Regions from separate parts of the Homo sapiens genome. Here all the other regions are linked to region 2. The links are chromatin loops, found by intact Hi-C in ENCODE. Cell type or tissue: endothelial cell of umbilical vein. All regions are shown on one strand. Region 1 overlaps ABCA5 (ATP binding cassette subfamily A member 5). Region 2 has its middle 150 kb from the start of LINC01482. Region 3 overlaps ABCA9 (ATP binding cassette subfamily A member 9). Region 4 overlaps ABCA8 (ATP binding cassette subfamily A member 8). Region 5 has its middle 16 kb from the start of ABCA8. Region 6 holds the start of PRO1804 (a long non-coding RNA gene). Region 7 has its middle 20 kb from the start of MAP2K6.

Evidence for each region. Hi-C counts contacts between places; a loop is a spot of excess contacts. Peaks named below come from ENCODE experiments on the same cell type or tissue, not always from the same donor. Only the 100,000 strongest peaks of a DNase experiment are listed, where the experiment ranks them.
Region 1: a loop joins it to region 2, with 4 times the contacts of the local background. A loop is called at or near these places in 102 of 110 quality-filtered maps.
Region 3: a loop joins it to region 2, with 7 times the contacts of the local background. A loop is called at or near these places in 17 of 110 quality-filtered maps.
Region 4: it touches region 2 in a loop (10-fold over the local background); 35 of 110 quality-filtered maps call a loop at or near these places.
Region 5: it touches region 2 in a loop (12-fold over the local background); 86 of 110 quality-filtered maps call a loop at or near these places.
Region 6: it touches region 2 in a loop (9-fold over the local background); 103 of 110 quality-filtered maps call a loop at or near these places.
Region 7: it touches region 2 in a loop (4-fold over the local background); 12 of 110 quality-filtered maps call a loop at or near these places.

What each region holds. Positions count from the first base shown.
Region 1 is chr17:69,245,242-69,249,241 of GRCh38, forward strand. ABCA5 (ATP binding cassette subfamily A member 5) reads right to left here. Exons shown (of 39, transcript NM_172232.4): 38 at 3,021-3,076; 39 at 1-2,403. The coding sequence ends at 2,296. Among named protein-coding and RNA genes, the nearest start is that of PRO1804, 12 kb to the left of the region's middle. In endothelial cell of umbilical vein, a CTCF peak has its summit at 1,771 (motif pointing left); a DNase peak (open chromatin) is centred at 1,750.
Region 2 is chr17:68,775,156-68,779,155 of GRCh38, forward strand. No RefSeq gene overlaps it. Among named protein-coding and RNA genes, the nearest start is that of LINC01482, 150 kb to the left of the region's middle. In endothelial cell of umbilical vein, a CTCF peak has its summit at 2,410 (motif pointing right); DNase peaks (open chromatin) are centred at 426 and 2,446; H3K27ac peaks cover 1,538 bases.
Region 3 is chr17:69,046,144-69,050,143 of GRCh38, forward strand. ABCA9 (ATP binding cassette subfamily A member 9) reads right to left here. Exons shown (of 39, transcript NM_080283.4): 3 at 3,140-3,347. Among named protein-coding and RNA genes, the nearest start is that of ABCA9, 13 kb to the right of the region's middle. In endothelial cell of umbilical vein, no CTCF peak of the experiment used is centred here; a DNase peak (open chromatin) is centred at 1,518; H3K27ac peaks cover 3,034 bases.
Region 4 is chr17:68,909,801-68,913,800 of GRCh38, forward strand. All of the region lies in intron 17 of ABCA8 (ATP binding cassette subfamily A member 8), which reads right to left. Among named protein-coding and RNA genes, the nearest start is that of ABCA8, 44 kb to the right of the region's middle. In endothelial cell of umbilical vein, a CTCF peak has its summit at 2,079 (motif pointing left); no DNase peak of the experiment used is centred here.
Region 5 is chr17:68,969,835-68,973,834 of GRCh38, forward strand. No RefSeq gene overlaps it. Among named protein-coding and RNA genes, the nearest start is that of ABCA8, 16 kb to the left of the region's middle. In endothelial cell of umbilical vein, a CTCF peak has its summit at 2,485 (motif pointing left); a DNase peak (open chromatin) is centred at 2,497.
Region 6 is chr17:69,233,551-69,237,550 of GRCh38, forward strand. PRO1804 (a long non-coding RNA gene) reads right to left here and starts at 1,462. Exons shown (of 1, transcript NR_130736.1): 1 at 1-1,462. It also overlaps a transcript of ABCA10 not described here. In endothelial cell of umbilical vein, a CTCF peak has its summit at 2,098 (motif pointing left); a DNase peak (open chromatin) is centred at 2,071; H3K27ac peaks cover 227 bases.
Region 7 is chr17:69,392,759-69,396,758 of GRCh38, forward strand. No RefSeq gene overlaps it. Among named protein-coding and RNA genes, the nearest start is that of MAP2K6, 20 kb to the right of the region's middle. In endothelial cell of umbilical vein, a CTCF peak has its summit at 2,140 (motif pointing left); a DNase peak (open chromatin) is centred at 2,153.

The DNA of each region.
Region 1 (4,000 bases), 470 kb after region 2:
GCCTTATTAGTCAGTAAACACTCACTCAGTAAAGCTCAGCTTTTACTTTCCTTTGAAAATTTGACCATGAATGGGAAATATAAGGTTGGTGATGTTGCTTTTGCCTAATATGTATATTTATTTATTTATCTGTACTGACATAGAAAAAAGTTTTGAGATCAGTAATTTAAGACATTTTAAAATTAGTATGTTCATAAACATGAACTGTACACTGTAAATAAATATATTTCACTTTTTGCCTCCTTTGCTTTCCAGCTCACTTACCCTTGTTTTCCTAAGAATTAAGTTATATTTCTCCTGAGTCAGATTTTGTTACTGTGAAAAAGGGAACATAATTTAATTTAACAACCAAAATATATTCTGAGTATATAAAAACTAAAAAAAAATTTGAATGTCTTTTAAAATTGTTTACAAGAGCATGTATTCATATACATTAAAAGCAAAGTAACTAAATGAACAAAATAAATAACATGATTGTGACTACTCAACTTTCACTTTGCAGGAAAAAAAATTTACTTTGCACCAATTACACATTCACAAATGTAAAGTGAAAGTTACCAAATCTACGTGCAAAAGCAGGTAATTTTCTTCATTAGTCATGCTCTATCTTCAGATGACATAACTTTCTTAGGATGGTCAGGTTCTAAAAAAAACTATGCTTTTTCGTGACTGCCTTAGTAAACTATAGATATAATTTTGTTGCTTTTACTAAACTTAAGTATTCAAGGTTACACATAATTACAAAAGCACATCCCAAAAAAGAGGTCCCTGGGTATTTATGTGAACATTATATATACTTTAGGAAAGTGTATAGCAACTGCCCCCAGCAATGGGGGAAAATATCAGCCACGTACTTTGTACCGAGAAAGAACACTTTTAAATCCACTGCTAGAGCCTAAAATCACAGATGTCTTATTACACAATAAAGCTAAAAGTTCATTAAATTTTGCCTACATTAAAGAATGAATAATGCCACTGAAAGGTTTTGCTTATTTAAAGTAATTCAGTACCAAATCCTTCTGTCATTGCTGTTGTTGTTGTCTAATACAATAATCACACTCTCAATATATTTGTTTTATGAAGTTAATACTTTCATTTGGTTGAAATGTAATGTCAACTAGCATTATTTACACTATTTTATACCTTGAGCCAATACATGGGTTGTACAAGGAAGTATTTCTAAGAAAATATTAGCCATGCCTTTAACTCTATCAAAAATGAAATTCTGGTTCTTATTAAAAAGAAATAGGCGCACTGCACTTACAATTCTTAATTTAACCCTTGAAAGAGTTTATTCATATCCTACCATGTTCCAAAGTCAATGAGGTAAGTTACTAAATAAATCTACACACTGATCTACTTACAATTTTATAGAAGAGATTCACTAAAGTTTACCAATAAAAACAAATACCCAATAAAATATTTTATTCAAGAACAAAATTAAATGTGCCCTTTGCAAGGAAGATGACAAAAAATTTATATGTTCCAAGAGTGATGAAGGAAAAGGTATGGCTTAATTCTACCACCTCCATAGATAACTGTCATTCTAGCCACAGAGTCAAAGAATCAGACTATTACGTAAGATTCTACACACAGTCTTCCTTTAATTATAATAACTAAAACCTTCTGAATTTTACTTTAAATTAAAGAAATGTAATTTCACATACCTAATTACCTAAGCCTAAAATCATGTACTAGAACAAGGGCTCATTTCACTTATTATGATCAATGACTGCCACCTAGTGGATATAACTTTCCTCAAATCTCTATATTGAGATTTCCTAGTGCTTACACTTCAGCTTTTACGGATGACAACTTCCATTCAAAGTGGCTTTTTTAGAAATTAAAAAGGAGAAGCAAGAAACTTTCACATTGCTTTATGTATCTTTTCTATGCATTAGTTATGAATTAGTTTTTTATTTAGATTGGAACATTACGTACTTATTTAAGAAGATGGCATAAACTTAAAGATAACTTAAAAATAAAACTATTCTATTACAATTCCTTTAAATCACAAATTCAGAAGCACTGTTTCTGAATGGTGAAAAAGATGACATACAAACTATATAGTTCAATATACTTCAATACAAACATGCAGCTTCACTTAATTATACATACGTTTTATTTAAAGAAAAGCAAAACACACAACCACAGCATTTCAATTAAGGAGCTTAGAAAAATTTCAAGTGCGTTCTTGGTTCTCCAGTTACCATTCCAATAAAAAACTTTTTAAACCAAAGTTAAAATTAAGTGAAAAAGAAAGAAGTCCCAGTAAGCAGACCGAACAATACAAATTCAAAATACTACTCTATCTTCTTGTGTTCGTTCCCACCAAAGTGTGCTGTTTAAAGTTCCACAACTATTATCTTCCTCCTCTTGTTCTTTAGTGAGTTCTACAAAAACCTAGGTGAAAAGAAATAAATGAATACAGTATGCTGTATCTCAAGTACCTCAAAGAACTTTTAACTAAATCAGAAATGGTACAAGGCTATATCTAGTTATATCAACAAGTATCAAGAGATTTATTAACATTAACATTATTCAAACAGATTATTTTCAAAAGTTACATGCAAAGATGAATACTATTTTAGATTAATAGATATGTTTTTTAAAAAATAATTCATAACTACTTAAACAATGTAATTTCAAATACACTAATGTGAAACACCACCATCATGACTCACTTTCTTTACAAAATGAAAAAAACAGATATTCAAAATCAGCAAATGAAAGTTAGCTTGATTTAAGCATTCCATATTGCACACATGTATCAAAACATCACTGTACCCAATAAACAGTGTGATTTGTCAATTTAAAATAATATCAATTTAAAAAATAAAATTTAAAAAATTAGTAAGTGAAGAACCTAAGGTTGATTAAAATTATACCAAGTTTAAGATCATTCTGTACCAATTTGTCACTGGTTTACGATATCTCTCCCTCTCTAATATAAACCAAAACAATCGATATCAGATACTTTCTTCTATAAAATAATTTTTAAAAATTTAACTTTATAGTACCTGTTCCAATGTTGCTTGAGAAAAGCTATATTCTTCAATGGCAAAAGCATGTTTAGCTATTAAAATATAAAAATAGTATTTTACTTATCAATATCTGAAAAAAATGGCAATACCTACCAAAGTGGCTAACAATGTTTTAAAATATCTCTGTAATCAACCCACTTAAATTTGAAGCTGCCAAAACATGTTATTTTTCCCGCTTACTTCCTTTCTCTTCCCCACACCTATAATTCCTCTATAGCCCTAAGTACTGTATGTTGAATGTTACTTGTCTTATTTCACTTTTTCTAAGTTCTCCTCCATTATCTTTTTCCTGGTGATTCTTTTCATGTCTTCTTTTGATCCCTGCTCTCTTATCTCCCATTCTCCAACTCCACTGTAGCCTATTCTGGCTTCTTGAACTAGATTCTGGATATTGGTCCTATCTCCATAAACCTTTTGTTTTGTTTTGTTTTGTTTTTAAGACAAGGTCTTGCTCTGTTGCCCAGGCTGGTATACAGTGGCCTGGGCAACACAGCAAGTATACAATCATGGTTCACTGCAGCCTCGACCTCCCAGGCTCAAACAATCTTCCCACCTCAGCCTCCTGAGTTAGCTGGGACTACAGGCACATGCCACTATACCCGGGTAATTTTAAAAAATATTTTGTAAAAACAGAGTCTCACTATGTTGCTCAGGCTGGTCTTGAACCATGGGCTTAAGGGATCCTCCCGCCTCAGCCTCCCAAAGTGCTGAGATTATAGGTGTGAACCACCATGCCGGCCAATAAACATGAATAAACAATGAACATCATGCAGGCCATATATTACAGACCAAAAAATAATTAATTAGTGTTCTTGGCAAAAGTAAACCCATTAATCCATAGCTGCAACAAGAATATATACAGTATCAGGAAATCTTTTTGTATTCAGTAATCACATAAAGAACAATCATAAAAATCCTGTAGTTATTTTGAAAATTATTAATAATAAACCTTATAC
Region 2 (4,000 bases):
TACAATGTCCTATGCCAGTAACCCAGAAATAAAAAGTAGTTACGTCTAGTATAGAGAATATACAAAGAGGTTCCTTGCAAGTTTAAAGTTCTAGGAAAGGCAGCAAAAAAGAAAACATGATTGATTTCTTTTTTATGATTCATGAGTATTACAACTTCTTAAGGCAGAGGAGTTTTTCTAAGATACTGCAATCCATGTTTTCTGATTTTACAGAGAAGAAATAGAAATCCAACCCTTTCTGGAAGAATAATCCTATGAGATTTAGGTGAAGACAAGATTTGTGTTAGAATCCAGCTCTTCAAATATGGCTTGGTTGATTCACTTCCTAAATGATTTATGAAGAAGCTGATTTTTCATTCCTGTTGTCATAACTACAAGCTGTGCTGTTGTTTCCTGGAACTTAGTTTTTATGGGCAAAGGCTTAGGAAAATGGTCTATAAAGGCCCTCAGCAGTTCAAGGACCTATTAGTTCAGTCTCCTCTCTGTTCTCCTGCCATAGAAAGTTGTTTTTGGTGTTGTAGAGCAATTGTGCATTGGTCTCAGTGTTGAGGCCTGTTTCTCCTGGTTCTGGGAAGTCATAATCAATAAGAATGAAAACCTCATATATCTGCTTGTTGTATTAGCAGAATTTCCTGTGATGTGTTCAGCTCCTTGAGATCTCATTAGATGTTTCTCTATATAAGTATTCCTTGGCCAATGAAGTTTGAACATTTTGAAGTTAAGCAAATTTAATCTGTTATTCCTTTACTTCCAAATTTCTCAGATTCTTTATAAGCTCATGTGCATTGTGAATCTCCTAGAAGACATATATAACATGAAACATTTCTCCAAATTTTGGGTACAGATGCCCTTTTTGCCAAACATCTTGAGGGACTAGTGTCCCAAAGAACATACTTTGGGAAGTGCTCTGTTACTTCAACCTGTGCGTTAAAACCAACTTCTCCTGTTAGACATCTAGTCCCCAAAAAGCCTACAAATTAAGGTTTTAATGAAAAAATGTGTTAAGTAATAGACAAAGTCCAAGGATCCACCTCATAACAAATCAGGTACATATTTAAGCCTATGTGTTTTCAGATCATGTTCCTTTAAAAACCGTCTGTATTGATGTGTTTCATAGAGAATAGCCAATTCACAAGACATTTCCCTGTTTTTTTGAAATGGTTAATAGTTTTTGAAAATATTTTTCTCAAAAAAATCTTAGGCATATTTGGAAGTGTGTGTTTTATGTCAGCTATCTATGTCTAGAATAGACCACCAGCATAGTGATATTTCAACCACCTGGAAGGCAAACTTTTGGATATTAGTTGTAAGTGTGTGTTATAAACCCAAGCTCTTTCAGATTAAAAAAATGCTGATGAATTTTGTTCTGGTGAAATACGCCAGCTCCAGGAAGAATAAAGTATGTTCAAGCATCCCTCTCTCCCCTGCTCTTGTTAAGAGAGGCACTGTTTAGAGAAGGAGGTTTCAGGGCCTGCCAGGGCCGCAGAGCTGAACTGAACCTGCTGATGAGACATACTTAGGTTTCATCATTGCTTTGATACTGTGGGGCTCAGAGTCTGGCATTCTCTGCCTCCTAAGGTTTTGATCTTCCATGAAGCTTCACTACTAGGTAGATATGGGGCTGTTTCCCTCCTGGGTAAACCTGCGTTCTTTCTTCTCTATTTCACCCTGGGAAGGCCTGGAATGGATGATTTAATCTAGGTTCTTTTGAAACTTTGTTAATTATGGGACTCTATAACCTGGGTTAGTCTTTCCTTGCCTCTTCTTTCCCACAGATATTGGCTTAGGTTAAGATGTGGGTTCTAGGGAAAACACATCAAGGAGATCATTCCATTTTCTGTTTTTTTTTTGTGCGTAAAGCAGAGGCACGAGAGGCATCCTGGTGTCTCATTCATAGAAAGAGTTCTGCATAGGGGTCTGGGCCCAAAACTCGGATGAGTTTTATAGATGAAGGGGTTTCTCTAGAGTGGCTCCTTTGCACGAATCCTGTATCAATCTTCAGTCATCATAAGTAGACAGGGATTTCAGATCCTGGATCTTTGTTCTCTCTTTCTTAATCTCTCTTTATTAGAGTTACAAAAGTAGCTGTGAGTGTTTCAGGCAACTGAACAACAACTGATTTACACATCTGCTAAGGTTGGCAGCTAAAAGCGTTTGAGAAAGTTCCCGATTTGATTTCCCACTCCAGAGGTTGAACCTACATCAGAGCACCATGAGTAATTGCTCTTTAGTACAAACATGTGCTTCTAAATACATAAGCAATGAGCTTTTGAAGCTGTCCCATGGTTTAATTTGAATTAGTTCAAGATGATACCTCCGGGGAGGCCCAGCAGGCAGACATTTCCTGCCCCACTTCCCTGGTGGGGCAGAATCACTGCTGGGAAGGCATGAAGGAAATCTGTCACTTTGGTTTCCAAATTTGGCCAGAAGGTGGCACAATCTGAAAACCCTTTTCTGCATCTCAGTGGAAACAAGGGCTCTGTGTTTTTCACATTCAGGTCAAAGATTCCAAGTAGAACTGGAAGAAGACCAAATATTGTAAAAGACTATAATTCATATCCTGAAGATTCTTGCAGTCCTTGGGGGCATTTCTTTGGGAGGGCTTGGGAAAAAAATAAACAAGCAAAAGAAATCTCATATGTACACTCTGAGAATTTTAGAGACGATTGGCCACGTTCTTTCAGAGAAAGGTACAAAAACAAAGCACTTTTATGTTGTTGTAAATAACAAGTTGGGATAGGGACTGGGAGAAGGACTTTTCATTTCCTTTCTGGAAACAAACAGCTTTATGATTGCAGCTCCATGACCTTTCTTGCTGTCCTGAGGGAATAGAAACTTCCTGACTTCTACAATTGGACTATTAGACACTTCTGATTTTCACGGAATTTAAGAATTGGAGATGATTTTTGAGGACATTTGGTCCAAACTTTACCCGGTGCAGAAGTTGATCTTGTTATCTCTCTGACTGATAAGAGAAACACCACCTATTTGCAAACCTCGGTGGGGTCAATAGTACATTCACCCGTCTTTCACTTCATCCTCATATCTGCATGGCGAGTTTGTTGTTTTCGTTGTGCTACTGACATCATTGCTAATAATGCTTATTGGGTACTTTCTTTATGAAATCCATTCATTAAAGGAATATTCATTTAATGATTATTTACCTGGGGCTTCATGTGCCAAACAATGAGTGAAACAGATTACATGCCTTATCTTATTGAATCCTACGACGAGCACCTGAGACAGGTGCTGTCTTTATCTCCCATTTGCAGCTGAGGAAGGTGGTGCTTAGAAAGATTAAGTAACAAAGGTTAAGGACAATGATTATTGTCTAAGGAAACACAGCTCAAAAGCAGTGGTAGTGGTAACAGGGGGCTTGTTTTGAGCCATGTTTGGCTGACCCAGAGTTCATACGCTGAACCACAGTGTTCTTGAGTCTACTGAAGTGTGTGTCGATGGCCTGGCAGGGATCCAATTCTCTCACCTGCCACCTGAGCATTTTTATTTGAATGTCATTAGACACATCTGTCTTTCAGGACACCAGGATCTATCCTGTGCTCTTCAGTTCCTCTGTCTGAGGTCTGTTCCTTCCTCCACATGACATCTCTTCAAATGTTTGAATGCTATGATCGTGTCTTAATGTTAATTCCCTTTTTTTTAGGCTAAACAGACTCAGCTTTCCAACTGCCCTCCTAAAAGACATGACTTTTTTTTGTTTTTGTTTGTTTGTTTGTTTGTTTGTTTTTTGGAGACAGGGTCTTGCTCTGTCACCCAGGCTACAGTTCACTGGCACAAACACAGCTCCCTGCAGCCTCGACCTCCTGGGCTCAAGCAATCCTCCCACCTCAGCCTCCCAAGTAGCTGAGACTATAGATGCGTACCACCATGCTTGGCTAATTTTTGTAATTAGGAAAGGCTCCTGGACCCGAATGCCCATGTCTCTGCATATTACCCTATTGTACACATTTGTTATTTCTTTTTCACAATGAGGAAACCAATG
Region 3 (4,000 bases), 270 kb after region 2:
TTGGAAGTGATGTCAATGTAGCCAAATTTCCAAAGACAGAATAAAACTGTTGCATTTAGATAGTGTTTCCTTAAGAGACTTTGTTTATTCTAAAATATGTAGTGTAAATGGCTGACTGTTACTGATCTAACCCAGGCCATTTAACCCATATAAGCGCACCCTCCTGGTGCAATTCAGCAAGTTCTTTTGTCCTCGGTATTTCCTACAATCCAGCAGCTAGATCCAGAGGCTTAACCAGACTCAGGTCTAATCCTTTTTTGCCAGCCGATAGGTGTTGATGTGTTGTTTTATGAGAGGCTTATAATTTCTAGTTGTTTCTCTTTTTGAGATATTCCAGCTGTTGACCCTCAGTGCCTAGGTCCATTAATTCAATGGGAGTTTCAAAATGGTGATGTTTTATTTCTATCATTTCTTTTTCATCTACTAATATAAAACATTTATAAAATAATATTTTCTATTATCTATTTGGTTGTGCAATAGTTCACGTGGGATATGTGCTTGTATTTTCTCTTTATTTGCTATTTTCCATAATAAGAACTCATCACAATAGGCTGAGTATCTCTTATCACACACTCAAGACAAGAAGTATTTTGGGTTTCAATTTCTTTTTGGATTTTATAATATTTTCATACACATAATAAGAAATCTTGAGGATGCAACCCAAGTCTAAATGTGAAATTCATTTATGTTTCACATACACTTTATACACATTGCCTGAAGGCGATTTTATACTATATATATATATATATATATATATATATATATATATAAAATTTTATATATATAGAAAATTTTATATATATATATATAATTGTTGTTTGTTGGTTTGTGTTTTTGAGATGGACTTTCACTCTGTCACTGAGGCTGGAGTGCAGTGGCACGATCTCGGCTCACTGCAACCTTCACCTCCTGAGTGCAAGTGATTCTCCTGCCTCAGACTCCCAAGTAGCTGAGATTACAGGCACATGCCACCACACCCAGCTAATTTTTGTATTTTTAGTAGAGATGGGGTGTCACCATGTTGGCCAGGTTAGAACTCCTGACCTAAGATGATCCGCCCACCTCAGCCTCCCAAAGTGCTGGAATTACAGCACACTCAGCCTATACAATATTTTAAATGATTTTGTGCATAAAACAAAGTTTTTACTGCTTTTTCACTGTGACCGATCACATGAGGTGTATTGGTCTGTTTGCACACTGCTATAAAGACATAGCCAAGACTGGGTGATTTATAAAGGAAAGAGGTTTAATTGGCTCACAGTTCTGCATGGCTGGGTGAAGCAGGAAATATAAGAAAAACAAGTAAAGAGAAAACAAGTCCTTCCCTGACCAGGCTGACTCACTCCAAAGTGCAGCTGGAGCTATGATAACATTATCTGCAAGGCCAGGCAGGGGCCCCAGAGAAATGGATTCCAAGAGCAGGGAGGAGAAAAACAAGTTCTTATCAGTCTCTGCCTGAAATTCTCTCCCCATGCTATCATTCTTTGTTCTGCTCTTATAATTACTTTTGTAACTATTTCTGCAAGTTTGCAAGGATTTTGTAAGTTCCTGTTTTCCCATTTGTGCAGGATGGCAAAGGTCACAAGACATGCCTAAGTTGCAAAACCTGTCACAGTTTGATTAACTGCCTTTGTTCTGTTCTCACTTTCCCCATCCTGCAAATTTCACGCCACTGGCTAGCCACCCCACTTCAGTTGCATGAATAAAAGTCAAGCCCTGTCTTTGTTCGTGGCTCAGCCTCTGGATATTAATCTGCTGGGCCAGTGGCCACCTAAATAAAATCCTCCTGTTCCACCCATATGGTCTTTCTGGTCTCCTGATTCCTGCAACGTGGGGAGACCTCAGGACACTTACAATCATGGCAGATGGGGAAGCAGGCACCTTCACAATGTGGCAGGAGAGACAGGAAGCAAAGGGGGGAAAACCCCTTATAAAATCATTAGATCTTGTGAGAACTCACTATCATGAGAACAGCATGGGGGAAATTGCTCCCATGATCCAATCACTTCCCTCCCTCAAAACATGGAGATTACAGGTCCCTTCCTCCACATGTGGGGATTACAATTCAAGATGAGATTTGGGTGTGGACACAGAGTCAAACCTATCATGAGGTCAGGTGTGGAATATTCCACTTATGCATCATGTCAGGCTCAAAAGGCTTCAGATTTTGGAGCATTTCTGATTTTGGGTTTTAGAATTAGGGGTGCTCAACCTGTATCATCCTCTAACGGTAAAACGGTTAGTTATATTTTTCATTTAATAACTTGACGAAAGCATGGACTTACGCCACATTGGCTGCTGAGTTCTTTTGGCATAACCGATCAGGTCTTGATGGCTAGTCTCTAAGCTATCTGGAATGACAAGGTTCTTCACCTTGTAAATGTCCTGCCCTAGACCTTCTCTTCCATAGTGTGACTCCCAAGTTTTAAGGACACATGGGTGAGAGAATGAGACTATTCCATACTTACTTATTTGGTCTATCACACTTTACACATTTAACAGCTTCAATAGCATTCCAAAACTATACTAGTAATAAAATTTCTGAATATGGTTTCAGTTGCGATTCTCAAATTGGCCCTCTCTGCTTTCTGGTGGGTAATTATGAACTCTTAAAGAAGTTTCTTCAGGACCATCAGATACCTTATTGTTTCTCTTTGTTCTCTTCCTACACCCACAGGAAAAACCACGCCAATCTTGTGGCTTTTAGAGCTTTGTGTCCCACCCACATATATACTTTGTGGTACAAGGAAACATGTCACCTCTTTTCATTGTAAATATTGCCCATGGGTTTTCAAAATGATGTATAGTTTCTCTCTTAATATGTATGTATTTGAAAAATCATGCTGTCACTACAGTCCAATGTTTCCAGAATCTTTTCACAAACATACATTTAAATAACCCTGGACTATCTCATTTTGATATGTACAATTATGAAGATAACCCTTTTAATATGGAATTTCCTAAATGGGACACTAGTGAACAAACTACAAAAAATTTTGAGACTTGGAAGGAATATACGTTAATGTTGTTAATAAACTCTAGAAACTTGAACATTCAACATAATTTATGAAGGAAATCTCAAAATGAATTTGTGCCTTTTGCAAATAAGGAAATTACTATGAACAACCAGGGAACATACCTTTTAGGAATGGGGCTGAAGCCACTTTGTTCATTATCTCTTGGGTAGTTTTGGATTCAGGTGCAAATGCAATAACATAATTAGTATCATTAAAACTATCTACACGTCCCAGATCCATTGAAGACATTTGAGGAGTGTCATGAACTTGATGTAAATTGGAGAAAAATAGGTACAGAAACAGTACCAGAAGAAATGAAAAGAGCCATTCCTATATAGCAATAAGAGAAAAAGGAAACAAACTGGTAGATGTTATACCACAGATCAATCATCCACAAACAGTTTGAAATACTTAATTCTGTTATTTGGCTTGCATTCCATTTATTCTTTCTCCTAGTTTTTAAATATCCTGATTTTCTTTGTCCATTAATCTGCATATATTAAAATATGCACATTGTCTACCAAGACAGAATTGTAACATCAATTCCAGTTATAATTGAGAATCTAAGTTTACCACACTCTAGTGCAAGTGATAAAGCCTGTATTACTTTATGAATGGCCCAACAGTTTAGTCATGTTAAAATTTTAGTGACAGTGATAAATAAATAGTAGGTGATGTGGAATAGGTAACTAGCTTCCATCAACAGGAGCAAGATCATATCATATTTTTACCTTCTGTTGCTGGTATGTGGAAGAAGATAGTCCCAAAATGTTGCTCATAAAAAAACAAAGTTTTTTTGAATGTGGTCATCGTGACCACATTCGGGAATTGGAAATACAGCACAATGCAATTGAAACCCAGTGATAAGAACCTAGTTAATTATTTAGTTATGATACTACACATAAGTCCTTTTTAAAAGAGTTATATGTCATCTTCATCATATGATCCTTTTTTAGCTATGTGTGTTGGTCTATATCTGTTTC
Region 4 (4,000 bases), 130 kb after region 2:
CTGTCATCCTATTTTCTTTGTATTGTTGTCATGATAGGTTTGTTTTCTTTCTTAAGTATAGATGGTATAAATTTACAAAAACGACCAATCATGTAACAAAAACAGTAGTTTAAAATATGGATTTGACTACTAGATTTAGAATTTAAAAATATTCAGGTTCAATTTCTGATTCCAGCACTTCTTAATCTAGGGAGTCTGTAATTTCATCTGTAAAATAAAAGTAACAACACTTCTATTTTAAACAATAGAAGATTTAGGAGGGGAGGTAGAGCAAGGTGGCCAGATAGAACCCTCCAGAAATCTTCCCATCCCCCAGGAACACCAAATTGAACAACTGTCCACACAAGGAAGCACCTTCATAAGAACAAAAAAATCAGGTGAGCAATGATAGTGGTTTTAACATCATATAAGGAAAGAAGCACTGGAGAGGATAGGAAAGACAGTCTTGAATTGCTGACACAACTTCCCATCCTTGGCAGCAGCTGTGTGGCACAGAGAGAGAATGTTGTATGCTTGGGGGAGGGAGAGGACAGTCATTGTGGGACTTTGCATTGGAACTCAGTGTTGCCTGTCACAGTGACAAGCAACGTAGGGCAGAATTCGGCCACTGCCCACAGAGGGAGCATTTAGACCAGCCTTAGCCAGAGGGGAAGCATTCATCCCACTACCATGGACTAAAGTGCTCTGGGGATCTAAATAAACGTAGGACCACAGGGACTGAAATTCCTGGGCAAGTCCTGATGCTGTTCTGGGCTCAAAGCCAATGGACTTGGGGTGCAAAAGACCTCGAGAGACACCAGCTGGAGCAGCCAAGGGAGTGCCTGTTTCACCCCCTCCCCCAACACCAGACAGTGCAGCTCGCTGTTCCAGGAGAGACTCCCTCCTTCTGTTGAGGAGAGGAGAGAGGAGTAAATAGGATTTTGTTTTCCAACTTGCATACAAGCTCAGCCACAGCAGAATAGGACACCAGGCAGAGTTCTGAGGACCCCATTCCAGGCCCTTGCTCCCAGATGACATTTTTAGACATACCCTAGGCCAGAAGGGCACCTGCTGCCTTGAAGAAAAAGACCCAGTTCTGGCAGAATTCATCACCTCCTGACTAAAGAACTTTTGGGCCTTGAATAAACACCAGGAGTAGCCAGGCAGTACTTGCCACAGGCCTTGGGTGAGGCCCAGTGCTCTGCTGGCTTCAGGTTTGACCTAGCACATTCCCAGCTGTGATGGCTGTGGGGAGAGACTTTCTGCCTGAGGAAAAGAGAGGGAAGAGTAAAGGGGACTTTGTCTTGCAGCTTAGGTACCAGCTTAGCTACAGTGGAGTAGAGAGCACCAAGCGGACTCCTGGGGTCCTGGATTCTAGGCCTTGGCTCCTGGATCTGGACTTGCCCCAGGCCAGAGGGGAGCCCATTGCCCTGAAGGGAGCTGCTACCCAGGCCTGGCAGCATGTACTACAAGCTGCCTGAAGTCCCTTGGGCCTTGAGTGAACATCAGTGGTAGCCAGGCAGTACTCGCTGCAGGCCTGGGGCAGTGGTGACTAGGGGGAGAGACTCCTTCTCCTTGAGGAGAGGGAAGAGTGGGAAGACTTTGTCTTCTGGTTTGGGTGTCAGCTCAGCTGCAGCAGAATACAGTGCCATGTAGATTCCTAAGATTTCTGACTCCAGGTCCTTCCTCCCAGAAGGCATTTCTGGACCCACCCTGGGCCAGTGGGAAGCTTGCCACCATAAAGGGAAGGACACAGGCCTGGCTGTATTTGCCACCTGCTGCCTGAAGAGCCCTTGGGCTTAGAGTGAACATTGGCGGTAGCCAGGCAGTGGTCGCTGCGGGTCTTGGGAAAGACCCAGTGCTGTATTGGCTTTAGATCTGACCCAGCATAATCCTAGTGGTGGTGGCCACAGGGGTGCTTGTGTCACCCCTCTGCCAGCTCCAGACAGCTCAATACACACACACACACACACACACACACACACACACACTCCATTTGGAGAAAGATAAGGGAAGGGAACAAGCATCTCTGCCTGGTAATCCAAAGTATTCTCCAAGAGCACCAAAGTGGTACGTCGAAGAGTCTGCAAGAATCACCATGTTACTGGATTTGAGGGTGCCCCCTAGTGCTGATACAGCTGCAGTGACCAAAGACTTAGACCATAACATTCTATTCCCTTTGAATACTTGGAAAGCCTTCCCAAGAAGGATGGGTACAAACAAGCCCAGACTGTGAAGACTACATTAAATACCTAACTCCTCAATGCCCAGACACTGATGAACATCCACAAGCATCAAGACTATCCAAAAAAACATGACCTCACCAAATGACTAAATAAGGTACCAGGGACCAATACCAGAGTGACAAAGATATGTGACTTTTCAGACAGATAATTCAAAATAGTTGTTTTGAGGAAGTTCAAATAAATTTAAGATAACACAGAGAAGGGACTCAGAATCTTATCAGATAAATTTAACAAAGAGATTGAAATAATGTTTAAAAATCAAGCGGAAATTCTGGAGCTAAAATATCAACTGACATACTGAAGAATGTATCAAAGTCTCTCAAGCAGAAGAATCAATGAGCTTGAAGACAGGCTATTTGAAAATACTCAGAAGAGACAAAACACAAAAGAATTGAAAAAGAATGAAGCATGCCTACAAGATCTAAAAAAGAGCCTCCAAAGGACAAGTATAAGAGTCATTGGCCTTAAGGAGGAGATAAAGAAAGAGATAAAGATAGAAAGTTTATTCAAGGGATAATAACAGAGAACATTCCATGCAAATAGAAAACAGAAAAGAGCAGAAATAGATATCTTTATATTAGACAAAATGAATTCCAAGACAAAAACCATAGAAAGAGAAAAAGAATGTCACTATATAATGATAAAAGGGTCAATTCAGCAAGAAGATATAACAATTGTAAATATATATGCACCCAACACTGGAGCACCCAGATATGTAATGCAAATGTTATTAAGGCTAAAGACAGAGAGAGAGAGAGAGACCCAATACAATAATAATAGCTGGAGACTTCAACACACTACTTTCAGCACTGGACAGATGATCCAGACAGAAAATCAAAAACATTGGACTTAATGTGCACTATAGATCAAATGGACCCAATAAATATTTATAGAACATTTTATGCAATGGCTGCAGAATACACAGTCGTCTCCTCAGCACATGGATCATTCTCAAGGATACACGATATGCTAGCCACAAAACAAGACTTAAATTTTTTTTTCAAATTGAAATTATACCAAATAGCTTCTCTGACCACAATAGAATAAAACTAGAAATCAATACAAGAGGAACTTTGGAAACTATACAAACACATGGAAATTAAATAATATGTGTTAGAATGACCAGTGTGTCAAGGAAGAAATTAAGAAGGAAATTGAAAAATTTATTGAAACAAATGAAAATGGAAACACAACATGCCAAAACCTATGGAATACGGTGGAAGCATTACTAAATGGAGAATTTATAGCAATAAGTGCTTACATCAAAAAGAGAAAAACTTCAAACAAACAACCTAACGACACTTCTTAAAAACTAGAGAAGCAAGAGCAAACCAAAACCAAAAGTCGTAGAATAAAAGAAATAATAAACATCAGAGCAGAAATAAATAAAATTGAAATGAAATAAACAATACAAAAAGTTGAAAAATTTGAAAAGTTAAACAAAATGGACAAACTTTTAGCCAGACTAAAAAAAAGAAAAAAAAGAGAAAGACAAAAATAAATAAAATCAGAGATAAATAGGAGAAATAACAACTGATACTGCAGAAATTCAAATGATATTTAGTGGCTACTATGAGCAACTGTATGTCAATAAATTAGAAAACCTAGAAGAAATGGACAAATTCCTAGACACGTACAATCTACCAAGATTGAACCGTGAAGAAATCCAAAACCTGAACATACCAATAACAACCAACAAGATTAAAGCCATAATAAAAAGTCTTTCAGCAGAGAATTCACTGCTGAATTCTACCAAATACTTAAAGAATAACTAA
Region 5 (4,000 bases), 190 kb after region 2:
GTGCTGGGATTACAGTTGTGAGACACTGCACCTGGCCTGCTTGCTTTTTTAGTGGGAGGTGCATAATCAATTCCAATTACTGTCTTTGAGAAGATTGTTCCTTAGTTTGTGGTAGTGGAGTGGGAGCAGGAGGGAATAGCTGGTTTGGCCTGCAGCACATGAAACTCCAGGTATCTGCCTAGAATCCTGCTGTGGTCTAGACTTTCTTTGGAAACATATTTTAAAGTCATAGTTCCTTTATTTTATTACTTAGTGTTCATAAACCTAACACATGTTCAGCTGAGCTTTAAGAATATCAGTCTTCTGATTAGCAACGTAGAATACCTACTCTCTAGGGTGTTGAGAAAGATTTTCAATTTGAATAATAGGAGTAAAATTTAATCAGAATCCTAGTTGAGAAAAATGTAACATGGGACATTTTTTAAGAATGTAGAGTTTATTTTTTCTAAGCCAAAACAACATTACCTATACAATTTTCATGTGTCTTGAATCCCCAAGGACATTAATCCTGTAGTATATTGACAGATGCAAATTAAATACATATACACACTGTTCTATCTATTGCATTCGGCAAGCATGATAAATGATTTTCTCCAGCAATGCTCAGCTCCGACTGGAAAAGTGGAAAACTGCAAGACTTGAGTTTGGGAGTTTAGGATGGGTTTGGGGGAAGGCAAAATGTGACCTTGAAAATATAGTTTAAGTGACAAAGAAAGGAGATGAAGTTAGTTAGGGTTGGAAGGCAGGTCAAAGTATGGATGGGCCTTGAAACTGTAAGTTCTCTTTTGATTATCTAAAATGAATGACATAATTAACAAGACAGAGTTTCAAAATAGTGAGATAATAACCAAATATTTAGCAAATGGAGCTACTCAAAGTGTTAGAATAACACATGAGTTTAGCAGAAGATAAATAATAAAAAGGACAATATGAAATCCACATTATCTGATAGAAACATTTTTGCTTAAATTTTCCATCCTTTTTTTTTTTAATAGGACAGTCTTTTCCACCATTTTCAGCTCATTGCTTCCTGAACTCAACCATGTCAGTCAATGGGCTCCACCTTAAAATTTGTTCAGCATTAAGGATCCTAAATGAAGGACTGGGCAGTGTGGTTCTAGGAAAGCATGAACCTATACAGGGAAGGGTAAAAATTCAAACTAAGCCAATCATAAAAGAGACTCTTCTCCTGGTCAAACTCATTATGATTTACTATGCATCTATTAGTGAGGGAAGAACTGTAAGCCATTATCCAGCCTCTAGTTACAATCTTATATTTTATTATATGTAAAGAGATATTAAAACTGAGTTTATATTCTATAGTGCATTTCCCAAAAATAAGTCTGCAAAAGTTTACTGTGACCTGAGATAAACGTCTCTCTATTCTCTAAGAGCAAGTAATGAAATTTGTCAGGTTCTACATTTGTAAAACAAGCAAATCACAGTAGGATCGCTGAGGTCCTTTATTTTTATTTTTTAAAAGACAGAGTCTCACCTATTGCCCAGGCTGGAGTGCAGTGGTGCAATTATAGCTTCCTGCAGCCTCAAACTCCTGAACTCAAGCCACCCTCCCACCTCAGCCTCTCGAGTAGCTGGAACTACATGTTCATGCCACTGTGCTCAGCTAATTAAAAAGGTGTTTGTGTGTGAGTGTGTGTGTGTGTGTGTGTGTGTGTGTGTGTGTGTGTGTGTGTTGGTAGAGATGGGATCTTGCTATATTGTCCAGGCTAGTCTCAAGTTCCTGGCCTTAAGCAATTCTCCCACCTCAGCCTCTCAAAGTGCTGGGATTACAGGTGTGTGTCCGGCCTTCGAGGTCCTTTTCCACCAAGAATTCTAAGATTATTGTGTAGCGCTGGTTTAAATGCACTCCCAGGGTTCATGTGAGGAGTCGGTGCTGAGTCAAGGTCTTTTTTTCCCAGTAAGCTAACACATCCACTTCAGCATTAACCTTTCCTGTCAAGACAACCCAAGGAATGGCTTTTTACGGTGCCACCCCAGAAAGAGAGACTTCATTTTATTTTCAACAGTCTTTGCCACACTTGCTTTGTCAGAAGTTTTGCTGATTCAGTATATACTACAGTTTGTTGAGGTCTTTATTTTCCCTCACAGAAATAATCTACAGATTATTATGTGACATCACTGAGGCCCGTGCCGTCTTGAAAATATTCAAAGGGACGTGAACGTCAAACAAAATGTATTCCAATGTCTATAGATATTTCTATTAATTACTGAACATTTGTATTGCTAATTTACTAGATTTGTTCTCAAAGGACAATTTTTGCAGGTTGGCCGAATGTGCTAAGCACAGAACCCAAAATTTCTAAATAAAGGAGATCAACTGTTCTGAATTCCTCATTTTTTTACTAAAGATAAAATTATCGAGCAGTTGGTTTAAATAACATATAAATCTAGAGGATTAGGGGAGATTTTGGAAATTTCTGGAAATATTTTGGGTTGTCACACTTGGGGAGTGGTACTGCCATCTGGTGGATAAGAGAGCAGAGATGCTGCAAAATATTTTACAATTCACAGGACAGCCTCCCCCACCACCACTCCAACAAAGAAGTTTCCAATACAAAATGTCAATCGTGCCACTGTTGAGAAACTCACATCTCATATAAGAATAAACTAAGTATCATTAAAATTATTTCTTTATAATCCTTGTAATATTTTCATTTATTGAGGCTTCAAAATAAGTTATTCTTACCTTCTATTTCAAATACTCCAAACATTCATGCAATATAACTTTTAATCTAAGTGGAGATATTCCTTCCTAGTTTTTTTATATTAAGTTAAAGGATAAACTCATCCAAAGGCATTGTGTCTTGGGTTGGATTGTGTCCGAAGAGGGGTTTGGAGGAGACATTAAAATATTTCCACCAACTTATGATAAGAGTTTCATTTCAAGACAGTGACTTTTTTTTTCTTTTTGATGGAGTCTCACTCTGTCGCCAGGCTGGAGTGCAGTGGTGGGATCTCAGCTCACTGCAACCTCCGCCTCCTGGGTTCAAGCGATTCTCCTGCCTCAGTCTCCCAAGTAGCTGGGACTACAGGTGCGCGCCACCACACCCAGCTAATTTTTGTATTTTTAGTGGAGACAGGGTGGTCTCGATCTCTTGACCTCGTGATCCGCCCGCCTCAGCCTCCCAAAGTGCTGGGATTACAGGTGTGAGCCACTGCACCCGGTCAAGACAGTGATTTTAGCACAAGATTTCCACTCTTTTGCTTTGCAATTTCCATGAATATAACTCAGTAAATCAAAACAAGAAGATAATTTATTTTAGCACTAGTAATAGGCAAGTTACTATTGCTTGGCTAGACACTTTCAGGTTGGTGCAATGTGAATACACTGAGAATGAAGGAAGTATCCACTAGCCAGAGAGTCAACACAGATAAACACGTGGGAAGACAGTAGGAAGGATCACTCTTGCAGAGTTCTGCACCAGGTAAGGAATGGCAATAGGAAGCATGGAACAGTTCAATTGCAATTGCATCAGTGCCCTGCATGCTTGAGAGATTCTTACCCTAGGTTTTTGCTTTCATTGTTTTCTTGGCATGAACTACTGTACTAGTCGATGTAATGCTGACTATCTGTTGTAACCAACCCCTAAATCTCAACAATCTCTATATCTTAATACCTCACAGTGGTCTGTGGCAGTTCAGGGTTTTCTTTTTCTTTTGTTTGTTTTCTTTAAGTTACCACAGTAGAGGACACCCACCTTCCTTCCCCATGACCCTCCCATCTTCAAAAACAGACACAGAGCAACAAGTCTTCATGTTTCAAATCTCTATGACTTCCCCTTCTGCCACTATTCTAAGAAAGCTCTCTACGTTTAAGGCATCAGATGATTAGATCAGGCCCACACAGATAATCTTTCTTTTCCTAATGTCAAAGGTGTCATGAAATATAACAGAGACAATGAAGCAATATTGTGTCATATTCTTAGGGTCCAGAGATTAGGGAGGCAGATCTCTACTGGGCCATTTTGGAAATTCTGCC
Region 6 (4,000 bases), 460 kb after region 2:
AGGGCCAGTCCCTGGTGCCTCATTTTGTCCAGTTGGTAAGGTCATATTTTCCTAAATGTTCTTGATGCTTGTGGATGTGTGACAATGTCTGCACATTGACGGATTAGGCATTTATTCTAGTTTCCCCAATCTGGCTTTGTTTATATCCATTCTTCTTCAGGAGATCTTCCACAGACTCTAAGGAGACTGACTGTTGTCTTCCCTGAGCCCAAGACCAGTACAGCTGTCTCAGCATTAGAGCATTAAAGGGCATGCTAAGCCCAGGTTTGCTATGAGTCTTGGGAGAGCTCTGAGATTTATGCAGCTTTCTAGCCCAGATAGACCTGGGGAAGACCAAAGAAGGGTACCCAGGTTGTATGAAAAATCTGGCCAGAAACCTAAACCCAGAAGACTGTTCTGGTAGCTAAGATGGATGTCCATCTCCTACAGTCCCTGGACAGGTGAGGTAGTTCATTGATTGTAGCAGGTGAGGCCAGGGCTGAGACTGGGGACCCTTGGATCTCCTGCAGAAGGCAGCTGGCAAGCCTATCTTATTGGCTCAGATGAGTGTGCATCTCCCAGCAAGTCTCTGCACAGATGGGCTAGTTCCCTGACTGCAGAGGGGTCAGAACTGAGGCTGGCTTCCCTCAGGATCTATTATGGGACAGAGGCTGGAGAGCACAACATGGAAGTTCAGACTCCCAGGATGCAAGACATGGGCGAGTCTCACTCTAGGTCCTTGTGTGAGCAGTTCTGAGCTGGGACTTTAGCAGAGAAGGGCTGAAGTCAAGTCACAGGGCAACTTTCAGATTCATTGTCAGCAGTCAGAGGAGGCTCTCTGTTGAGGCACTAGTGTACATGATTCTTTCTGGACTCCTTGGCAGATGGTTTTGGTTGTAGGCTCAAGACCAAATGAGTTTTTAGCCAAGCTCCTTGGGGAATGGAACCATTTCCAGGCTTGAACCCAGAAGCAAAATCAGCAGATCAGCCACTAGGGTGCTAGTCTGCACTCTCAAAACAACCTCTAGGTCTTGGGATCCACTGGGGTTTCACAATCTTATACCTGAATCCTGAGGCTCCTGCACAGAGACTTTGGTCTGTGGTGGTGCAGAATTATTGTTGTTATGGGGGGTGGCGGGTAATGAGTGGGTTACCTTCTATTATGTCATCTTGCTGGCATCACTCTCCCCAGTTAATTTTGATGCTGCTGGTCAATGAATTTTTTGCTCTACAAAATTTGCATAGAGCAATGAAACAATGGCGTTCACAGAGTAAACCTTCAATTAATCTTAATTACCATTTTTAATGCTTAGTTCTTATACGTCAAGTCTCTTCTAACAATTGGAATTGTTTTACTTCTTAAATATTCCAAATAAAATGCCACTTGTTTTTTGCTCATCTTGATGCTTTCTCCCAGTGGGAATTATCAATTAAATTCTTAAGTAATGATTTGTTTAAGGAAAAAAATTAACTAATTTTTCTGAAGGATGTGACTATCACTGGTTTTCCCTTTTGAAGCAAAAGAAATGAGAAGTAAAAAATTAGATTTGAGACTATGGTTACATCTTTATTTAAAAAGACGATAAACAACACCATTTCTGGAGGTTTCCTTTAACCATCTCTGCCCATCTCCCTCCAAGTTATCCCAGTTATCAATAAAATTTACTTTCAATATTAGAGATAACTAGATTCTGTGCCATTTGGAGAGTGCCTGAAACGTTTCCTATTTTGTGGCTCCTCAAAGAGACCAAAGGAGGGATTTATAACCGGTGATTACAATCTAACTTCAGGTTCTTGTCCTGTCCTATCTAAGAACCATTCCTGTCCTTTTCAACCTCTAGCTGTTCTGCCTTCTTTAAGTTTGTTGAATGGCTAGGAGTATCCTCTGGCTCACCCCTCTTACTTTGTTCTAACCTCTTGAACTCTATTACTGCCTCACCATTTCTCAAATGAACTAGCACTTGGGTGACTCTGGCTCAGAAGAGTTCTGCTCTGGCTTCTTAGTTCATTCAGTTCTGGCTTCTTAGACTGCCTTGCTGTCACTGCCACTACTCAAGCGGCCTTACCCCACCCCTTTCTGGGACCAGAAAGGTATCCCTTTGGCACAAGCCTCTGCTGCCATCTGGTGGTCAGAGTTTCACTCTTTTTCTGTCCCATTTCTACTAGGCACCCACCCACACCTTGCATTGTGCTGCTTCCACCTGGCAGGATTAGAAACTGTATCTCTCATGGTTACTGAGATTTAAAAAAAAGAAAACAAAAAAAACAAAAACAAAACCTTAATTTTAAAGTTAGAGATGCAATACTTTTAAATAATCTTGACACTGTCACATTTCAGTGTAAAATTCATTGTCCCCCAGCACAGTTACAACTCTGAATTTAAATTGTACATTGTAAATTCTTTTGAGCTTTAACTAGGCAAAAGAAAACTTCCAGTGGCTTTCTATACAATTCAGTTCTCAACTTTTGTCTCAGTTGTCTGCTGTATAGGTTTTGTATCCTCAGCTGCATGGGAATAACCATGAGGACAAAGATAAGATCCTGGGTTTGCATCTTACAATACCTATATATATATGGCCAAGTCAAATAGTAGTAGGATTTTTTGAAAAGATTCTTTCTTTGAACTTCAAAATGTAAGCAAAGCTATTCAAACTTGTGGATCGGCCACACTGTCTTTATAAACAGTTTATTTTTATCCAGGGCACCTACTTCTAATATTTATAATGCAGGCTTGTAAATCCCCCCTGCCCAAAGTGAGTAGTCCCAAATTGGGAACCCCATTGAGAAATGACTTAAGAATAGCAAATAAGTAACTTCACATGTAAGAAGATAGTTCACATAATATTCAAAGACAACCTAAGATTAACTGAAAACAGCACTGAAAGAAGACATGCATTCAAATATGCACAAAGACCTTGAGAATAAGTCTGCAGACAGAGTCTATGAAACTGATAGAATGTATTTATTACAAGATTAGAATCGAAATTTTCTCCCTACTACCTCAATCTGAGTGAACCAGAATCAAGAATCTACCTCCTTTCAGCACTGAGTATGAAACATTACTTGTGTATGGAAAAACTACAGAAAATAATTAAAACAAACTTTTCCACTGACGCCTTTGGATAAATGAATCAATTTTCAACCCAAATCAATGCATTAAATCAGTATTTTCAAATGGGAGTAATTTTGTCTTCCTCCCCCTACCCCCACCCCAACCCTCCCTCAGGAAATATTTGGCAAAGTGTGGAGACATTTTTGGTCTTGGGAGAGTGTGCTACTGGCATCTGGTGGGAAGAGGCTAAGAATGTTACAAATACCCTGTAACACACAGGACAGTCTCTCACAACGAAAAATTATCCAGCCCAAAATGTCAATAGTACCAAGGTTAAGATACCCTGTATTAAACAATAGCAAATCACTTCAGTGCAAAATAAGTTTCCTAAGGAGAAATCCAGTATATTTTGGATAGTGAAGAGGAAATGGCAAAAGTTATTATTTTCTGGTCAAATATTAATGGCATGGGATTTTGATATACTCCTTCTGTAGCACAATGTCTAACCAAGGCTTCCAATATACTAGCCACTTCTTACTCATTTAATTCATGATGTCATCAATGGAGTCGACAAGTCTTACGTTCTATGAAATGACCAGCTGATCCAGGTCTCTTTTGGAATTTATTGGCAGAGAGAAAGAAAACCCTAAACGTAGCCTTAGGGCAGAGCAAAATGTATACTTTTGTACATTCCAGATCAATGCAAAATGTTTCTGATTGGAATGGAAAATGGGCCATTTGCCAAATCAGTGGCTGTATACCACATGACAGAAGCTCTTCTTAATCAGCTCTGGCAAAGATAGCACATCTGGTTAATCTACTCAACTGAAGCCAACAGTTGGCTGAATTTGCTCTAGACTAATATCCTCCTCTAGAACTGGATTTTTGCAGGACCAAGATTAGTATATTTAACACGGAAATATTATAAAGACCATCCCCCTCCCACTTGCATCTTTAGGTCTTTAAGGG
Region 7 (4,000 bases), 620 kb after region 2:
GAAAGGTGGATCATGAGGTCAGGAGTTTGAGAACAGCCTGGCTAACATAGTGAAATCCCATCTCTACTAAAAATACAAAAAATTAGCCGGGTGTGGTGGTGAGCACCTGTAATCCCAGCTACTTGAGAGGCTGAGGCAGGAGAATTGCTTGAACCCGGGAGGCGGAGGTTGCAGCGAGCCGAGATCACGCGACTACACACCAGCCAGGGCGACAGTGCGAGACTCCGTCTCAAAAAAAAAAAATTAATTTTCTTCACTTATGATCTACTCAAAACTAGCACTGATCATAAATTTCTTAAAAATGTACTATTTAAAAGTTAAAGTTAGATTAAACTTAAAAGATTTAAATTAAAAGGGGTTAAATGTAACATTTTTAGTCAAGTCAAAAATTTAACTTTAGAGTCTATAAGAACCCAAGAATATGATAAAAATATTATGGAAAGAAAGCAATAGAGCATGCTACCTGTAGGTTGGGCTTTAAAGTCTTTTTGAATATATTAAAGCTTCAATATAAGTCTATGAATATCTTTTTGAAATCCTGCAGATTCTTACAGGATAGCTTTCACATCTGGATTTCTCTTAATATTGATAAAGGAAGAAGAGTTATTTTCTATGTATGTTTTTTAACTCATTATGATGGAAGGTAAATATTTCAGCTAATACAAAATTATCTAATTTTTCTTTGTTTTCTGGTTCTTCTTACCTCTAATCCCAAACAATCCATGCAGATCATTCTGGATAGATAATAAACAATTATTTTAAACAAATATTCAATGAATAAATCTTTAATAAGAATTTCTCCATTTTAAATAATAATAAAATATCCTTAATACATGCCTAAACCTCTCTGTTATTTATTCATCAGGTATCCAGGCCACTAGGGAAAACATATTTTAAAAATATGCCTAACAGCTAGGTGCAGTGGCACACACCTGTAGTTCCAGCCGCTCTGGAGGCTGAGGCTGGAGGACTGCTTGAGCCTAGTCGTGTGAGACCAGCCAGGGCTACATAGCAAGACCCCTATCTCTAAAAAATAAATAAATACATACAATGCCTAACATAAATTTTTTAATTGAACCAATTGGTTAATTAACAAGTTAACTAGTGAAAAGGCAGCAACCACTAGTAATGGTTACAAGGAAAAAATTAATAAAAAGGTAATGGGGTAGTGCACGGTGGTTCATGCCTGTAATCCCAGCACTTTGGGAGGCTGAGGCAGGCAGATCACTTGAGGTCAGGAGTTCAAGACCAGCCTGGCCAACATGGCAAAACTCCGCCTCTACTAAAAATACCAAAAATTAGCCAGCTGTGGTGGCAGGCGCCTGTAGTCCCAGCTGCTCAGGAGGCTGAGGCAGGAGAATGGCTTGAACCTGGGAGGTGAAAGTTGCAGTGAGCCAAGATCATGCCACTGCATTCTAGCCTGGGCAACTCAGTCTCAAAAGAAAAAAAAAAGTTAATGGGTGTAAGAAATACATAGCCAGAATAAATAAAATGGAAGAATGTTGAATCTTAAGGTCCTAATGTACTCAAATGGTTGGAAAGACCAAAATAATGTCATCTATATCTGTATCTATCTATCTATCTATCTATCTATCTATCTATCTATACACGCATATATGTGTATGTGTGTGTGAATATATATACACACATATATACACACATATATATACACATATATACACACACACATATATATATACACATATATATACACATATACGTATATATACACACATATATATACACATATACATATATATACACACACATATATATAGAGAGAGAGTTTTTTGAGACGGAGTCTTGCTCTGTCGCCCGGGCTGGAGTGCAGTGGTGCAGTATCAGCTCACTACAACCTCCGTCTCCCGGGTTCAATCGATTCTCCCGCCTCAGCCTCCTGGGTAGCTGAGATTACAGGCACCTGCTATCATGCTCCGCTAATTTTTGTATTTTTGTAGAGACGGGGTTTCAGCATGTTGGCCAGGCTGGTCTTGAACTCCTGACCTCAGGTGATCCTCTCGCCTCGGTCTCCCAAAGTGCTGGGATTACAAGCGTGAGCCACCACGCCTGGCCAGTATAAACACCGATCCTTGAAGCTGAGCAACTCTTACCATCTCTCATTAACCACCACTACGCCCCCTGCTGTTCACTTTGTTAATCTACGACATTATATGGCCGAGGGCCTATATAATGCATGTCCAGGCTATTCAGCTGTCCTTTAAATTCATTCCACACTGTGGAATGGAATTGTTTTCTCCAGATGGCCTCCATTTCCTCTTCACAAGCATCCAACAGTGTTTTGATTTCCCTCAATAAAAAAAAAATTCTTCTCCCTTCCCCTTTCATTAGACTAAGCATTTCTATTAATATTTCCTCACATTGGTGTTAACAGTTCTCTAATTTCAGAGCTTTCTTATCTCTGGTCTTAAAATATTTTCTTTTATCTGCCAGGCGCGGTGGCTCATGCCTGTAATCCCAGCACTTTGGGAGGCCAAGGCAGGCGGATCACTTGAGGTCAGCAGTTTGAGACCAGCCTGACCAAGATGGTGAAACCCTGTCTCTACTAAAATTACAAAAATTAAGCTGTGTGTGGTGGTGCACGCCTGCAATCCCAGGTACTCAGGAGGGTGAGGCTGGAGAATCGCTGGAACCTGGGAGGCGGAGGTTGCAGTGAGCCGAGATCGGGTCACTGCACTCCAGCCTGGGCGGCAGAGTGAGACTCCATCTCAAAAAAAAAAAAAAAGAAGAAAAGATTTTCTTTTATCATTTGGTAGGACACATGTTCTTACATCCTAATTTTCTTCCATATCAAATACTATATCTTTGTTCTCAAGAAAGAAGCCAATGTGTGGAAATTTAATACCAATAATAATAGCCAAAACCTCAATAGCTAATAGCTCTTAAGTACATATGCACCAGGCACTATTTTGTACCCGGCACTCTTTTTAGTGCTTTTAGTGTAATTAATTCACTTAATCTTCTCAACCACGCCATAGGGTAGGTACTATTGTCATCAACTTTTTGCAGGTGGGGAAACTGAGGCATAGAAAGTGATTTGCTTAGCTTGACATGACAGAACTAGCAATTTGGGAGCTGGGAGTCCAACCCAGGCAGTGTGGCTTCAGAGCTTGTGCTTTGATCCCCTCACAACTATGGCCAAACTATATAGCTATAGTGTAGTCAAATTACATCTATGGACAACTGAAGAAGATAATGGAAACCAGAATGGGTGATGGAAGCAAGTGCCAGCATTGTGTCAATTTATCTGCTTCTACGGAGTACAGTACAGGAAAACAAAATCTTCCAAGCATATGTTCTTGGTATTTGACACTTTACTAAATCTCTACCAAAGTCTTCAAATGGAAAAGCGGAGCTCCAAATTCACATTCGCTTGAATTTTTATTGTATATAATGCTTCACGGTATTTATAGCCTAAATCACAATGAATAGTATCCCATCAGCTGAAACGTCTTAAGTCTTAACCATCATCTAACTGTTCAGCCGAATGAAAACAATGATGATCATAATTGGAGCTGAAATAACAGAGAAGCTCATTTACTCTGAGATATGAGGCAGGGACAATTTCCCATGAAATGAACCTAATTTTTTCCCTTAATCTGAAATTGATTACTTTGCTTTTTTGGTATATTAATTTGGTGTTCAAGGTATAAATTATAAGAAGATCAAATATGCTTTAAACTGAAACTCTTATTTTTCTTTGTTAATATCTGACCATATCTACTAACTTACATGAAATAGTTGCTTGTAATTTAATATGATATACTGTCATCTGGATATTTGCTACTTTTTCCAGCCTAAACTGGTTTCAATAAAGCACTTGACTTTAAGGAATACTCATCGTATCTAATCTTCTATTTTTTTTTCCTTTTTTGAGATGGAATCTAGTTCTGTTCCCTGGGCTGGAGTGCAGTGGCACAATAATGGCTCACTGTAACCTCCTCCTCCCGGGTTCAAGCAATTCTCCTGCCTCAGCGTCCCG